2 separate regions of the Homo sapiens genome follow, and region 1 is linked to region 2. Evidence: read pairs that join two places in POLR2A ChIA-PET (ENCODE). Cell type or tissue: endothelial cell of umbilical vein. All regions are shown on one strand. Each heading gives the region's core, and the rest is flanking DNA. Links, peaks and the distances in the headings are about the cores only.

Region 1 (7,590 bases), core at 2,211-6,210, 890 kb before region 2:
AAAAATTAACATTAACATAGACTAAGCACCTAATGGTGTGAGGCATACAAAAAAGAAGACATATTCTTTGTTTCAATGCTGTGGTAAGAAACACAAGCTCTCCTAATTAAATGATGGAGAAACATCTGAATCATAATACCAATAAGCATAGAAAAAATGTTAGGGGTCATGTTTGGTTGTCACGTGAACTATATCCTTACAGTGATGGTGATAGTAATTTAGGGTATGTCAGACTTCATCTAGCTTAAGTGGGTAAACATTGTGAAAAAGCTGGGCTAGGTGCCAGGGCTTGAGAATGGGTGGGCAGAGAAGGCTGAAGATGGCTGAACATCTCCAGCAAACACATGAGCCAAAAGGTCCCATGGGGCACTTCAAAAGACTGTGCGCAGCCAGGTGCGGTGGCTCACGCCTATAATCCCAGCACTTTGGGAGACCGAATGGGGTGGATCACTTGAGCCCAGGAGTTTGAGACTAGCTTGGCCAACATGGCAAAACCCCGTCTCTACTAAAAATACAAAAATTAGCCCAGCGTGGTGGTGGGTGCCTGTAGCCCCAGCTACTCAGGTGGCTGAGGTGGGAGAATCACTTGAATCCAGGAGGCAGAGGTTGCAGTGAGCCAAGATCGTGCCACTGCACTCCAGCCTGGGTGACAGAGTGAGACTCTATCTCAAAAAAAAAAAAAAAAAAAAAAAAAGACTGTGGCCAAATCAGATGGCTGGAAACAAAGGCTGGAGTTTGGGAATGGAGAATCACCGGATATGAGCTGAAAAAGTGGCTGAGCCTAAGCGTGACAGGTGTCAGGTGCCAGTATCAGGAGTAGGCAATTGTCCTGCATGCAGTGAAAAGCCAGAAGATGGAAGGAAGGACAGGATGCAAATGAGTTCTCGGAACGATCCACCTGGTGGCTGGGTCAGGGAGCAGGCATGGTGACTTCAGACCTCATGGTACGTTAGAGGCTAATGTGAAGCCCATGTGAAGCTGTTGGTTTAAACTGGGTCGATATCAGTAGCTCACATTTACTGACCATGTGTCCAGCCCTGTGTGAAGTACTGTAGTAAATTGCTCCAATGGAAACTCACAATAACCACAGAAGGCCAGTAACAGCATTGTCGTTATTTTATCATGACGTAACTGAGGCTTAGGGCAGACAGCTGGTGGGTGGTGGGACTGGGATTTGAGCCCACTGGTGTCCCAGGCCCGGAGCTTGGCTTCTTCCATTGTCTTACCACAGCCTGCACTCACAGGAGAGTGACTCATAAGTTACAATACCATCTGCTGACCATCTGCTCTCACACTAGAAGGAAAGTCTACTTGGGAAGACAATTTAGGATCCGAATTTTGGTAGTTGAGGATGGAGCTAGGAAAAGCGGATACAGGAGGTAGCCAAGTTCTGCTTGGACCTGCAGGGAGTGAGGCTGGCTGGGCTTCCAGGTGGAAATGCCCAGGTGAAAAGGGAGACTTGGAGTTCAGGAAAGTAACCTGGACTGGAGCCATAGGTTTAGGTGTCAGTGGCTCAGAGACAGAAGCTCAGCGTGTAGGTGAAATCACCCAGGAGGAGAATGGGGATGGAAAACTGAGGATTGAATTTTGCAAAATGTTCATACTTCCGGGGAAAACAAAGAATAACCAGTGAATAAGAAAGGGGTGCCAGGTAAGAAGGGAAGAGAATCAGAGTCATGAGGAAGCCCAGAAGCCCAGAAAAAGCTGAGTTCCACAGTAAGACCTGGGCAACAGTGAAGTATGGAGAGCCCAAGATTGGGAGCGTGGAGGAAGAGCATCCACCACTGAATTTAATCAGCAGGGGACTCAGGGACGTTGGTTGGGGAATCAAGTGACCTTCCCAGTTTCTTCAAAACTTGAGAGAGAGTGCAGTGTCACAAGATTGTGACTACAAAAGAGTGCAGTCAGATTTCAGGGGTAACAAGAAAGTGTGAAATAAGGGAGTCAAAGCATAAAGGAAAAAGGAGAAAAAATGGCCGATAGCTAGAGAAGGCAGTGGGTCAAGATTGTCTGTGGCCTGGCATGGTGGCTTATGCCTGTAATCCCAGCATTTTGGAAGGCCGAGGTGGGCAAATCACCTGAGGTCAGGAATTCAAGACCAGCCTGGCCAACAGGGCAAAACCCCGTCTCTAAAACAACAACAACAACAAAAAAATCCAAAAAGTTAGCTGGGCCTGGTGGGCGCACCTGTCATTCCAGCTACTCGGGAGGCTGAGGCAGGAAGATTTGCTTGAACCCAGGAGGCACACGTTGCAGTAAGCTGAGATTATACCACTGCACTCCAGCCTGGGTGATAAGAGCGGGACTCTGTCTCAGAGGAAAAAAAAAAAAGTTGAGCAGTGGCTGTCTCATGTTCCTCTTCCTCTGCCCTTCTTTGCTCAGTGTGAATCCTTTTCCTGCTTTTCAGCCCCGGTGGATGAGGTCCAGATTTCTATCCTGTCAAGTAAGGTGGTGGAGTCTGGAGAGGACATTGTGCTGCAATGTGCTGTGAATGAAGGATCTGGTCCCATCACCTATAAGTTTTACAGAGAAAAAGAGGGCAAACCCTTCTATCAAATGACCTCAAATGCCACCCAGGCATTTTGGACCAAGCAGAAGGCTAGCAAGGAACAGGAGGGAGAGTATTACTGCACAGCCTTCAACAGAGCCAACCACGCCTCCAGTGTCCCCAGAAGCAAAATACTGACAGTCAGAGGTGAGTCAGGGTCTCCATAGCAAGCTGTGCTGTGGGCTCCCAAGGGCAAGACCAGAAAACACACCCCTTGTAAGAGGGAGTTGGGGGGGAGTCTAGCTTATGTGACTGAAGGCTAGGAGAGTAATGTCCTCCAGGCTCTTGGTTGCAAGTGACAGAAACCCACTCAAATTAAGTAAAAAAGAGAAATCGATTATTATAAGGAATTGGGAGAATGTCACATCGTTCCAATTACAAATTGTTGGCAGACTCACCATTGAGTCATCTTGGGTCAAACATCCAACCACAGACCACCTGTAGCCAAGGGGATTGGGTCACGCAGAACAGACATGATTGGGGAACCCACTTATGTGGGTGGGGGCGGTTTCCTGGAGAGGAAGAGGGCTGAAAACACATGCCAAAAAGGAGTCTACTCCACTTGAGCCCTGGAGTTGGAGACCAGCCTGGGCAACATGGTGAAACCCTGTCTCTACAAAAAGTACAAAAATAGGCTGGGCGCAGTGGCTCATACCTGTAATCCCAGCTACTCGGGAGGCTGAGACATGAGAATCACTTGAACCCAGGAGGTAGAGGTTGCAGTGAGCAGAGCTTGCTCCACTGCACTCCAGCCTGGGCAACAGAGCAAGACTCTGCCTCAAAAATCAAACCAACAAAAAATAGCTGTGTGTGGTGGTGTGCTCCTGTAGTCCCAGCTACTCGGGAGGCTGAGGTGGAAGGATTGCTCAAGCCCAGGAAGTTGAGGCTGCAGTGAGCTGTCATCAGCCTCTAGCCTGGGTGACAGAGTGAGACCCTGTTTCAAAAAAGAAAGAAAAAGAAAAGAGTCTACCCCAGCAAAGCTGGTTTGTTCCCTCCTTGAGGACCACAGCTGACCTCTATTTGTAGCAGAAACAATCATTTCTGCACCAGCTCTGAGTGCAGAACCCCTCAGAGGTAGATGGATGCTAAGGCAAGCTGCCAGTTACAAGAGCTGTGAGAATCAGACTGACTTTTGTTGCTTAAGCCTGATATTATTTCTTCCTGGCAGAGGAAGAGCCTATATACAAAAAAAATTTTTTGTTTTGTTTTGTTTTCAGTCATTCTTGCCCCATGGAAGAAAGGACTTATTGCAGTGGTTATCATCGGAGTGATCATTGCTCTCTTGATCATTGCGGCCAAATGTTATTTTCTGAGGAAAGCCAAGGGTGAGCATAGTTCTTTCCTTCCATACTGACTGGTCGTCCTTGCCAGGAAACCAGCCAGGGATGCGTGGTGCTTTTCTGACCCCTGGATTCAGCTAGGCAAAAATGAAAGCTATTATTTTCCTCATTGGGCAAACCAGAAAAGATAAATTTGGGGGGAAATTGCATCTTTGTGTGGTTAGAAGAAGCCATTTCTGTAGATTTGTCCACACCTAGTCCTGTAATGCGTGTAGAGTGGGGTGCAAGTGTCTTGGAGACACACAAACATGCGCATAACACCCACATGTTGCACACACACATTGAATGCTTTGTAATTAACCTGGTGGTTGTGCTGTGACTTCTACCCTATGCTTGGGGTTAGCTAAGTAAGCCCGGCTGAGCAGCCAGGACCACCTGCTGATAACCAGGAATCAGAGTCAGCTGTCCAAGACTCAAGGAAAAGGGCAGAGCATCAGTAAATCCTGCAAAAATTTTTTTGTGGGATAAGGTAGGTTCTTTTGGAGCCTCTGGTGCTGCTGCCCAGGATGGGAGGGGAAGATGGGGTGAGGAGGGGCCCTGGTTTTTGTCAGGAAAGCTGCCACCCATCAAGGAAGATAGAGCACACCCTGGCGTTGATCTTAGGCCAGCTTCGAGTTACAAACGCAGGGATTGATTTCGCCTTTACTTTTTGTAATTATCTGGAATCAAAGAGAGTGGTCAGGCACGGTGGCTCACACCTGTAATTCCAGCACTTTGGGAGGCCAAGGCAGGCAGATCACTTGAGGTCAGGAGTTCAAGACTAGCCGGGACAACATGGTGAAACCCCCATCTCTACTAAAAATACAAAAAATTGGCCAGACGTGGTGATGGGTGCCTGTAATTGCAGCTACTCAGGAGGCTGAGGCAGGAGAATCACTTGAACCTGGGAGGCAGAGGTTACAGTGAGCCCAGATCACATCACTGCACTCCAGCCTGGGCAACAGAGCAAGACTCTGTCTCAAAAAAAAAAAAAAAAAGAGAGAGAGAGGAAGAGAGCTGCCTGCTTATCTGGCTAATCTGGTTCCCATATCATTGTCTCTTTTTCCATCATATTTCACTAACAAAAATCACTTCTGGCTAAAATAGTCAAGATATCATGTTTCTGGGGAAATATCTTGGTATAAGACCAAGAGAATACCTCTTTCTTTTCTGTCTTTTGTAAAAGAGTGAATATATTTGGCTTCTTTTTCTCTCTTTTTCTGGGTATTCAATCTTCTGGGAAGTCAAACGTAGCTGAAAAGAGTGTTCCTTCACAGCTTACTAGGAGTAAAACAAAAAGAAAAGAAAAGTGTTTTCTATCTATTAGGTTAGTGCAAAAGCCATTGGCGTTTTGGCCATTATAGTGGTATGGATGTGGGTACTGTATACTGACTTTGGTTTTTCGTTTTCTGTTTTAAAGCCAAGCAGATGCCAGTGGAAATGTCCAGGTGAGTGTATTTGTAAGAAGGGGGCGGCTGCTCTGTGAGCACGGTGGACATGTCTGGAGGGAGATTCTGGTCATTAGGAAGTTTTCAGTGGCTCTTGGCAAACTTAGAAAAATATAGGCCTTCCTTGGGTGTGAGTTGTGTGTGTGAGTTGTGTGTGTGTGTGTGTGTGTGTGTGTGTGTGTGTACCTCCGTGGAAGAATGCCAATTGTCCTTTCATGGGAAGGAATGGCTTTTATTCTGAGATCATGTCCTTCCTACATGATTATTTGTGAAATCTCCCTTTCTTTATGAAATTATAATGGTAGTAGATAAATTTTTTAAAATTTGACAAAATAGAGTTGGCCTTTAAAAAATGGTTTTACTACCTTTACTGTTGTTGAAATCCCAAATCCAAAAGTATAGAAATGATTGCTCTGTTCCAGAGAGAAACAGTAGCGTGGGATAAGAATTTCAGGGGCTTGGTAGTAGCCTGTGAAGGACTCCTGGTATTCATGTGTGCTTTGGTCCTGATGTTTATTTTAATAGGAAAAAGTTTTATCACCGCCAAGCATGGTGGCTCGCACCTGTAATCCCAGCACTTTGGGAGGCTGAGGCAGGCAGATCACCTGAGGTCAGGAGTTCAAGACCAGCCTAGCCAGCGAAACCCCATCTCTACTAAAAACACAAAAATTAGCCGGGCGTGGTGGTGCATGCCTGTAATCCCAGCTACTCGGGAGGCTGAGGCACGAGAATCGCTTGAACCCAGGAGGCGGAGGCTGCAGTGATCCGAGATTGCACTGCTGCACTCCAGCCTGGGTGACAGAGCGAGACTCTGTCTAAAAAAAAAAAAAAGTTTTTTTACATAATCCTTGGAGCTGCCAAAAAATATTTGTTTTCCAAATGAGAGAGTAAAGTTTTCCTTACCTTGGAAAACTCTTCCTGGTTTTCTCATGATCTTCCCTTGTTTACTTTGGTGGTTTGGGGTTAGAACAATAACAACAACAAATATATCTATATATTGTTTTCTGTTTTTATATTTCATTTTAAGGCCAGCAGTACCACTTCTGAACTCCAACAACGAGAAAATGTCAGATCCCAATATGGAAGCTAACAGTCATTACGGTAAAGTCATGTTCTCCTGCCATTTCTAATTTCCCCCAACTTGCTACATACTTCCTTAGCCCTCTCAGAAGCAGAATATGTAAGTGGTGGGATTACAGTTGGAAGAGAAACCCTGGCTTCAACAGGGTACTTCATCTCATCAGCCACTGGGCCATGTAATATACGGAAACGTAAAAGGAAAGGTAACATATTTTATTCTAACTTTGCCACCTTCCAAACTCCCCGTAGAAGAAATATGGAGAATAATCATAATGCCTTCAAAGACTTTGAACATTGCTCCAGCGTAATATTATAATTCTCCATTTTCAAGACAGAGACCAGGTATTGAATGAAAACATTGGTAAAACATCTTCTCAGATGGAATTATTACAAGCACAAGACAGTTTTACTTCAAATTTGCCACAAAGGGAATGCAATTTCAATATTCTCTCAGTAAAGGCATAAATAAAGTGTTCCAACTAAGAAATATCTATTCATAAGGCTCATCAGTAGCTTCAGGGTCAGCTCAGCTGAATGAGTAGCCAGTCCTAGGAGTTCTTAATCCCAGGTTAGTAAGAAAATTGCTCAAGCATTTCAGCAGGGATGCTACTTACTTCCCAGAGGGGGCTATAATTACATCACAAAAAGTCCTGTCCCAGACCAAATTTGGAACACTCTTCCTCTTTTCTTTCTTTCTTTTTTTTTTAGACAGGGTCTTCCCAGGCTGGAGTGCAGTGGTGCAATCTCAGCTCACTGCAGCCTCTACCTCCCAGGCTCAGGTGATCCTCCCATCTCAGCCTCCTGAGTAGCTGGGATCACAGGCATGTGCCACCATGCCCAGCTAATTTTTATTTTTTGTAGAGATGGCACTCTACCAATGCTGGTTTCAGACTCCTGGGCTTAAGAAATCCTTCTGCCTTGGCCTCCCAAAGTGCTGGGATTACAGGTGTGAGCCCCTGAGCCCAGCCACTTTTCTTGCTTTATCAGCAGGTTTGGTCATAGAATGCTCATGTTCTTTTCTAATTCTATAAATGTCTCACAAAATAAGAAATTTTTAGGATATACTTTTTACAGAGACATATTTTGCTTGAGAAATATGTTTTAAGAATTGAGTAATTCATATAGTACTGAATCATAAACTTTAAAAAAGGAAAATAAAATATTTGTAGTAATAAAAGTAATGTGTCAGTAAATA
Region 2 (7,590 bases), core at 2,183-6,182:
AAAAAAAAAAAAAAAGTTTCAGTACTTTATATGTATCTCTAAACATCATACTAATGAATTTTTCTTGTTGTAGAGCTTTATAATAACAATACCACCTGCGTTTGAATTCAAGGGAAATGAAAACACATCAGTGCAAAGACCTACACCCAAGGCAGCATCCTTCAAACTTGCGGAGAAGTGGAAGCCACTCAAATGTCATCAGCTGGTGAATGGATGAACAAAATGTGGCATATCGACATAGGTGGTTATTTGGCAATACAAAGGAATAAGGCTCTAATATATCCCACAACAAAGGGTGAAACCCCCAAAACAGGGTGCTAAGTGAAAGAAGCCAGACCCAAAAGACTACATATTGTAAGATTCCATGTATAGGAAATGTCTAGAAAAGTCAACTCTATAGAGACGGAAGTAGATGAGTGATTGCCTGGGGCTGGGGGTAAGAAGAAGGAGAAGTAACTGAAAATAGGGTTGAGGTTTATTTTTGGGGCGATAGAAACTTCTTTCTCTCAATTATGTTTCTGAGACTTTTTTTGTCGTTGCATAGAGCTGTAGTTCATTTATTTTCACAATTCTATAGTTTGTCACGTGATTATGTCACAATTTATTTCTCTGATCTCCTGTCAATGGACATTTGAGTTACTTTTTGTTTTTTGCTATTACAAAATGATTTGCCAGGAACATTTTGTACATGTCCCCTTGGTATACATAAGCAATTTTATATCTGTTGAATCTAATAGCAAGATATCAGGGCTTGTAAATTGTATGCCTTTTTTTCATTCCATTTTTTAGTGGTTCATTTTTATTGTATTTTACAAGAAGGATTATTCCCCAAACAAACTGGAAATTAACACAGAAACAAGACAGGTCCTCCACCACAGTTTGAGAGAAGTACTGCTGTAGGGAATACACTGGGAGTAAAGTCACTGGGCCAAGGCTGTGCAGGTGTTCAAAGGTATGCAAAAGTTCAAGGGTATCCAGATGTCAAATTGCTTTCAAAATAGTTGCACTGATTTGCACTCCCACCAACAGTGGATAAGAGTTCCCACATTGCTCCATAGCTTCACCAACACTTACTACTGTCCAATTTTTTAATTTTTGCCAATTTGAGGGGCATGACATTTTCATTACCTTGTTGCTGATGAGGTTAAATATCTTTGCATATGTTTACAGGACATGTGTGCTTTCTCCTCTGTGATATTCCTGTTTGTGTTCTTTGCCCATTTCTTTTCTTTTCCATACTGATTCTTAAGAGTTCTTTATATATTCTTGATATTAATCCTTTGTCATTTAAATGTGTTACAGATATCATTTCCAGTCTGTGACTTGCATGAATTTCTTTGGTGGTGGTGGGGGGGTGTCTTTTGATAAACAGGAGGTCTTACTTTGAATGCAGTTGGATTCTATCTCTTTTTTCTTTTTTGGCCAGCTCCTCTTCACTCATGCTGTTTTCCTGGGCAAAGCTCCCGCACGGCCCTCATCAAACCGACAAGCCTTTTTTAATCTGCACCCTGCTGCTTCCAGCCTCCTCTCAGTCCCACTTTATACTCAGTAGTTTATTCCAGAGCTGATGTTTTCACCTCTGAGTCTCTCTGCTGCAAAGACCCTCTTTTGTCTGCTTGTAGAACCCCCAAGTCATTCCTCAAACCCCACTCTGGCACAACCTCTGCTTCTCAGAAGCTCTTCCAGACCCCCAAGGCTGAGTCACTTCTTCTATTCAGTGAACCCCAAGCTGAGCATCGGATGATTGATAGTATATAGGTTTTTCATTACTCAAATGGGACAATTAGGCTGGGCGCGATGGCTCATGCCTGTAATCCCAGCACTTTGGGAAGCCGAGGCAAGTGGATCACTTGAGGTCAGGAATTCAATACTAGCCTGGCCAACTTGGCAAAACCCCATCTTTACTAAAAGTACAAAAATTAGCTGGGTGTGGTGGCGGGCTCCTGTAATCTCAGCTACTCGGGAGGCTGAGGCAGGAGAATCACTTGAACCCAGGAGACGGAGGTTGCAGTAAGCGGAGATCATGCCACTGCACTCCAGCCTGGGTGACAGAGCAAGACTCCCTCTCAAAAAATAAATAAATAAATAAAATAAAATAAAATAAAGATAAAATGGGATAATCACTACTTTTAATAAGTGAAATTTATTTAAAGTTAATTTTAAATTTCAAAAAATGAGATTCTTTAAGAATGGGATGCTTGGAAGGGGAAAACAATCGGGAAACGCTGCTCTCTGGCCAGTAATGTCTCTGGTATCCTCGACATCATCCTGTCCACATCCGAACGTTTTCAAGGACAGAAGCTCACTACTTCTGTGGGCTGAGCCACTGTGGTTGTTAGAAATTGCTTTGTTATGCTAAATGTGTCTCCTGCCTCTTCTTTAGGTTTATTGTTTTTCTTTTTCTTTTTTTTCTCTTTTTTTTTTTGAGACAGAGTCTCGCTGTGTCGGCCAGGCTGGAGTGCAGTGGTGCAATCTCAGCTTACTGCAACCTCCGCCTCCTGGGTTCAAGCAATTCTCCTGTCTCAGCCTCCCAAGTACCTGGGATTATAGGCATGCGCCACCAAGCCTGGCTAATTTTTATATTTTTAGTAGAGACGGGGTTTCACTATGTTGGCCAGGCTGGTCTTGAACTCCTGACCTCAGGTGATCCACCCACCTCGGCCTCCCAAAGTGCTGGGATTACAGGCATGAGCCACTGCCCCAGGCCAGGCTTATTATTACAGGCATGAGCCACCGCCCCAGGCCAGGCTTATTGTTTTTCACTGTGCTTTCTAGAGAAACAATGAGTCTTTTCTCTTTGACATGGCCACTGTCCAAGATGAGAGGTAGCAACCCCATGTCTTTTTTTTTTTTTTTTGAGACGGAGTCTCACTCTGTCACCCGGGCTGGAGTGCAGTGGCGCAATCTCGGCTCACTGTAAGCTCTGCCTCCCAGGTTCACACCATTCTCCTGCCTCAGCCTCCAGAGTAGCTGGGACTACAGGCGCCCGCCACCACGCCCGGCTAATTTTTTGTATTTTTACTGGAGATGAGGTTTTACTGTGTTAGCCAGGATGGTCTTGATCTCCTGACCTGGTGATCTGCCCGCCTTGGCCTCCCAAAGTGCTGGGATTATAGGCATGAGCCACCACACCCGGCCACAACCATGTCTAAGCATGTCTCCTTTTCTCCAGGAGAAACACAGTGCCTTCAGTGATTCCCGGGGAGAGAAGTTCTCTGTATCCTGATGCTCTGTCATCTTCTCATGGATGGACTGCAGATTTTCCACATCTCTCCTAAACTATGCTGCCTGTATTTAAGTAAAGCCTGTGGGCTGGCCTAACATGCGCAGAGGGAGCCCTGGTCCACTTAATGCAATTCCTTCCCTTGGTGCAGCCGAAGAGGGCTGAGGTTGTTCTGGCAGCCTCCTCACCTGCTGCAGCTCATATAGAAACTGAGAGTCAGGCCGGGCGCGGTGGCTCACGCCTGTAATCCCAGCACTTTGGGAGGCCGAGGCTGGCAGATCACGAGGTCAGGAGATCGAGACCATCCTGGCTAACACGGTGAAACCCTGTCTCTACTAAAAATACAAAAATTAGCCGGGCGTAGTGGCGGGCGCCTGTAGTCCTAGTCCCAGCTACTCGAGAGGCTGAGGCAAGAGAATGGCGTGAACCCAGGAGGCGGAGCTTGCAGTGAGCGGAGATGGAGCCACTGCACTCCAGCCTGGGCGACAGAGCGAGACTCCGTCTCAAAAAAAGAGAAAAGAAACTGAGAGTCAGTGCAAACCCTCAGATCTTTTCCGTATGAAAGATGGCCAGTTTGTCGATGTGCATCTGACTTCTCTCTTTTAAATGCTGACTGTCAAGTTCAATCTTAATTTCTTTTGACTCACTCAGCAATCCCATCTTAACTCTCACGTCTCATTTTAGCTCTTCCCCTCAGTTTTCGGTCAAGCACAAACTTACTAAGCAAGATGTTGTTTTGTTTTGTTTTGTTTTTTTTTTGAGATGGAGTCTAGCTTTGTCACCAGGCTGGAGTGCAGTGGTGCGATCTCAGCTCATTGCAACCTCCACCTCCCGGGTTCAAGCGATTCTCGTGCCTCAGCCTCCCAAGTAGCTGGGATTACATGTGCCCATCACCATGCCTGGCTAATTTTTGTATTTTTAGTAGAGATGGGGTTTCACCATGTTGACCAGGTTGGTCTTGAACTCCGAACCTCCAGTGATCTGCCTGCCTCAGCCTCCCAAAGTGCTGGGATTACAGGTGTAAGCCACTGTGCCCGGCTGTTAGGTGTATTTCACCACAGTAAAAAACAATAAATTACAAAAAATGGTGACATGCCAGGGACAATGCAGTGTGGCAACTCATCTGGCCCTGTCTCCAGTGTACCCTGCTATAGGATGTCAGGCCCAGAATCCCAGGAAGCAGGGGAGGAGAGGGAGGTACCTCTTCATTTCAGGCCCAGGATACAGCCCAGCTCTGCCGTGGCTGCGGACAGTGACAATCTATCTCTGCCTCCCAGGCCAGGAACATGTGAGTAAGCTTTGACTCATATCTGTCTTTTCTCCTATTGCCTAATCTTGCCTGGTCTTAATTAAAAATGTCTCCTTCCCTTTCTTACACTCACTCATTCCTCCGCAGGTTTTCACCGAGACCTACAAAGAGCAGTCACCGACCGTGCCCAGACACCTTGGTGAGCAGGGACAGCCTGGTCGCACTGTTATAGGAAAGGGGTCCCGATCCAGACCCCAAGAGAGGGATCTTGGATCTTGCTCAAGAAAGAATTCAGGGCGAGTCTGCGGTGCAAAGGAAAAGCAAGTTTATTTAGAAAGTCAAGTGGTGAAAGAACAGCTACTCCATAGACAGAATAGGGCATTCCCAAAAGTAAGAGGAGGAATGCATCCACCCTAGGTACAGTGCTTGTATATATATAGGATAAAAAAAGATCATGGGGAGATGTGCTCTGCTACAGGGTTTGTGATAAAGGATTCTTTTTTAAAATTACCAAATTTTGCAAGAATCAATATTATTATCTTTGAAGCAAAATTAGGAATGCCTTTGTTCTCGAGATATCGGGATATCTGGACACTCCGAAGTTTGGGTTTGTTAGTAAACATTATTAATCCATTTCCTTAACTGTAAACATCTAGAGGCTGGGAATAGCCTTCTGGGAATGCAAGTCCCAACTTCATTTTCCTAGCCCTCACTCAAGATGGAGTCGCTCTGGTTCAAATGCCTGTGATACCACCTCTCCAGGCTCCCGGGATGTTTAAACAAGCCACTCCCAGAGAGGCGATATGAAAGGTGCAGGGCAGGCCCTGAGCCCTGGCCACAGGCGATGCTTAAGCTGAGCCCTGAAAGGAGGAGTAGGAGTTCAGCAGGCAAGTTGTTAGAAGACTCGCATTTCAAGCAGAAGGTCTGGAAAGACGTGCTGACTGATCGGCAGGAGGCTGTGAGCTGTGGATGATACGGAGACTGCAGAAGCTGAGGCCATGGAGCTAAGGCGGGCTCAGACTTCCTCCTGAGGGCAACAGGTTTTTAGCTGGGGAGGACCATGACCAAATCTGCCTTTCCCAGTCACCTCTCTGATCTCTTTGATGCAGTGTAGATCTGTGCTTAGCAAACTCAGAAGGCCCTGTCACCACCAGGAAGGAAGAGACCCCACGACTGAGGGCAGTGGTAGGTTTAGGGGCTGGCTGCAGGTGGGACCGAAAGGGATAGCTGTGGACTGGCTGGCTTTGGGGGGGGGGTGAAGAGTGGAGGGGGTGATGATGCCTTCTATGGGGAGGGGGACATGCTAGAAACAGTTTTGGGGGAGGTGGGAAGGAGGGTAAGCAGATGAAGGATTTGGGTCTTGGACATGCTGCTAGTTTGGCTTTGACGGTGCAGGTCCTCTGCTATGATGTGAGTGGCTGTGCCCGCCAGTTCCTCTTCTCACTCCCTTCTAGGGCTATGAGATTTGTGACCCTTTCCTCTGCCTGCCTCTGCCCCTGCCCATTGGGACCCTGCTGGACCAGGCATCCATCCTATGGAAATCTCCATGAAGCGTCGACCTCCCTGCCCCCCAGGCATTGGGTGAGTGGCAAGTGAGAGCTGCTCACAGGGCATCAAAGGGGTTCAAAATAGCACCCAAGGCCGGGCATGATGGCTCACGCCTGTAATCCCAGTACTTTGGGAGGCTGAGGTAGGCGGATCACCTGAGGTCAGGAGCTCAAGGCCAGCCTGGCCAACATGGAGAAACCCCGTCTCTACTAAAAATACAAAAATTAGCTGGGTGTGGTGGTGTGTGCCTGTAATCCCAGCTACTTGGAGGCTGAGGCAGGAGAATAACTTGAACCCGGGAGGCAAAAGTTGCAGTGAGCAAGATTGCACCATTGCACTCGAGCCTGGGGAAAAAGAGCAAGACTCCATCTCAAAAAAAAAAAAAAAAAATTGCACCTAAGCCCAAGCCCAGAAGGTGGCCCCGAACCTGGGCCTTCCTTTGAAGCCAGGCCTGGTATTTGCCAAGATCGTGCCTCCTGCCCCCACATCACCAACGTTAACTGCCCTCCATTAGCTGGTGCTGCCTGGGTGCTGCGTGGGCGCTGGCGTGTGAAATGGCAACATGAGGCCGTGTCTACTGAGCCAGGCATCTTAGTGCTTTACACAGAGAAGTGAAACCTCCTAGCAACCCTGTGAGTTAGGTACCATTTGATTCCCATTTTTCAGATAAGGAAACCAAGGCACAAAGTGGTTGGTAGGTGGACTAAGGTCACCCAACAAATGGAGGCAAAACGGGACACGTGTCCCCACCAGGAGCCACCAGCTGTCCCTCCTTCTCCATCCCACAGACTGCGTGAAGCCCTGGGCTACTCTGGCTGGATGGTATCAAGTGTCACATTCTGTGGAGCCAGGATGTTCCTCCAATCCTTTAATCCCAAATCTTTTATTGTGTTTGTTTTGTTTTGTTTTGACAGAGTCTTGCTCTGTCGTCCAGGCTGGAGTGCTGTGGTGCAATCTCAGCTCACTGCAACCTCTGCCTCCTGGGTTCAAGTGATTCTCCTGCCTCATCCTCCCTAGTAGCTGGGACTACAGGTGCGCACCACCAAGCCCGGCTAATTTTTGTATTTTTTGTTGAGACGGGGTTTCACCATGTTGGCCAGGCTGGTTATGAACTCCTGACCTCAAATGATCTGCCTGCCTCAGCCTCCCAAAGTGCTGGCATTACAGGCATGAGCCACCATGCCTGGCCTAATCCCAAATCTTAAACCTACTTTTCCTGGTTCTGCCTCTAGTGAAATCAAAGATCCCTCCGCTGCTGTCCCTATGGGAATGTGGACAGGGATGACACCTCTCGCCAGCTCTGGGTGGCCCCTCTGGTCTGGTCCTTTGCTGCCCAGCTCCTCAAGTCCTCCTCAACACCCCTCTTCTCCAGCCCTGCTGCCACTCTCCCCACCTGAGTACAGACCCTCATCATTTCCCACTGGGCCCCCTCTTCTCGTCCCCCCAGTCCCTCTCCCTAGTCCATTTATTTATTCTATTTTGAGACGGAGTTTTGCTCTTGTTGCCCAAGCTGGAGTGCAATGGCGCGATCTCAGCTCACTGCAACCTCTGCCTCCCAGGTTCAAGCGAT

Evidence for each region. Peaks named below come from ENCODE experiments on the same cell type or tissue, not always from the same donor. Only the 100,000 strongest peaks of a DNase experiment are listed, where the experiment ranks them.
Region 1: POLR2A ChIA-PET joins it to region 2 with 5 read pairs; 1 of 35 experiments calls an interaction of 5 or more read pairs at or near these places.

What each region holds. Positions count from the first base shown.
Region 1 is chr17:64,351,216-64,358,805 of GRCh38, reverse strand. It overlaps PECAM1 (platelet and endothelial cell adhesion molecule 1), which reads left to right. Exons shown (of 16, transcript NM_000442.5): 8 at 2,408-2,695; 9 at 3,766-3,873; 10 at 5,288-5,315; 11 at 6,343-6,416. Among named protein-coding and RNA genes, the nearest start is that of PECAM1, 36 kb to the left of the region's middle. In endothelial cell of umbilical vein, for the core only: no CTCF peak of the experiment used is centred there; DNase peaks (open chromatin) are centred at 2,825 and 3,785; H3K27ac peaks cover 2,561 bases.
Region 2 is chr17:63,457,893-63,465,482 of GRCh38, reverse strand. No RefSeq gene overlaps it. Among named protein-coding and RNA genes, the nearest start is that of ACE, 15 kb to the left of the region's middle. RefSeq lists an enhancer at 4,572-4,641. In endothelial cell of umbilical vein, for the core only: no CTCF peak of the experiment used is centred there; DNase peaks (open chromatin) are centred at 2,762 and 4,532.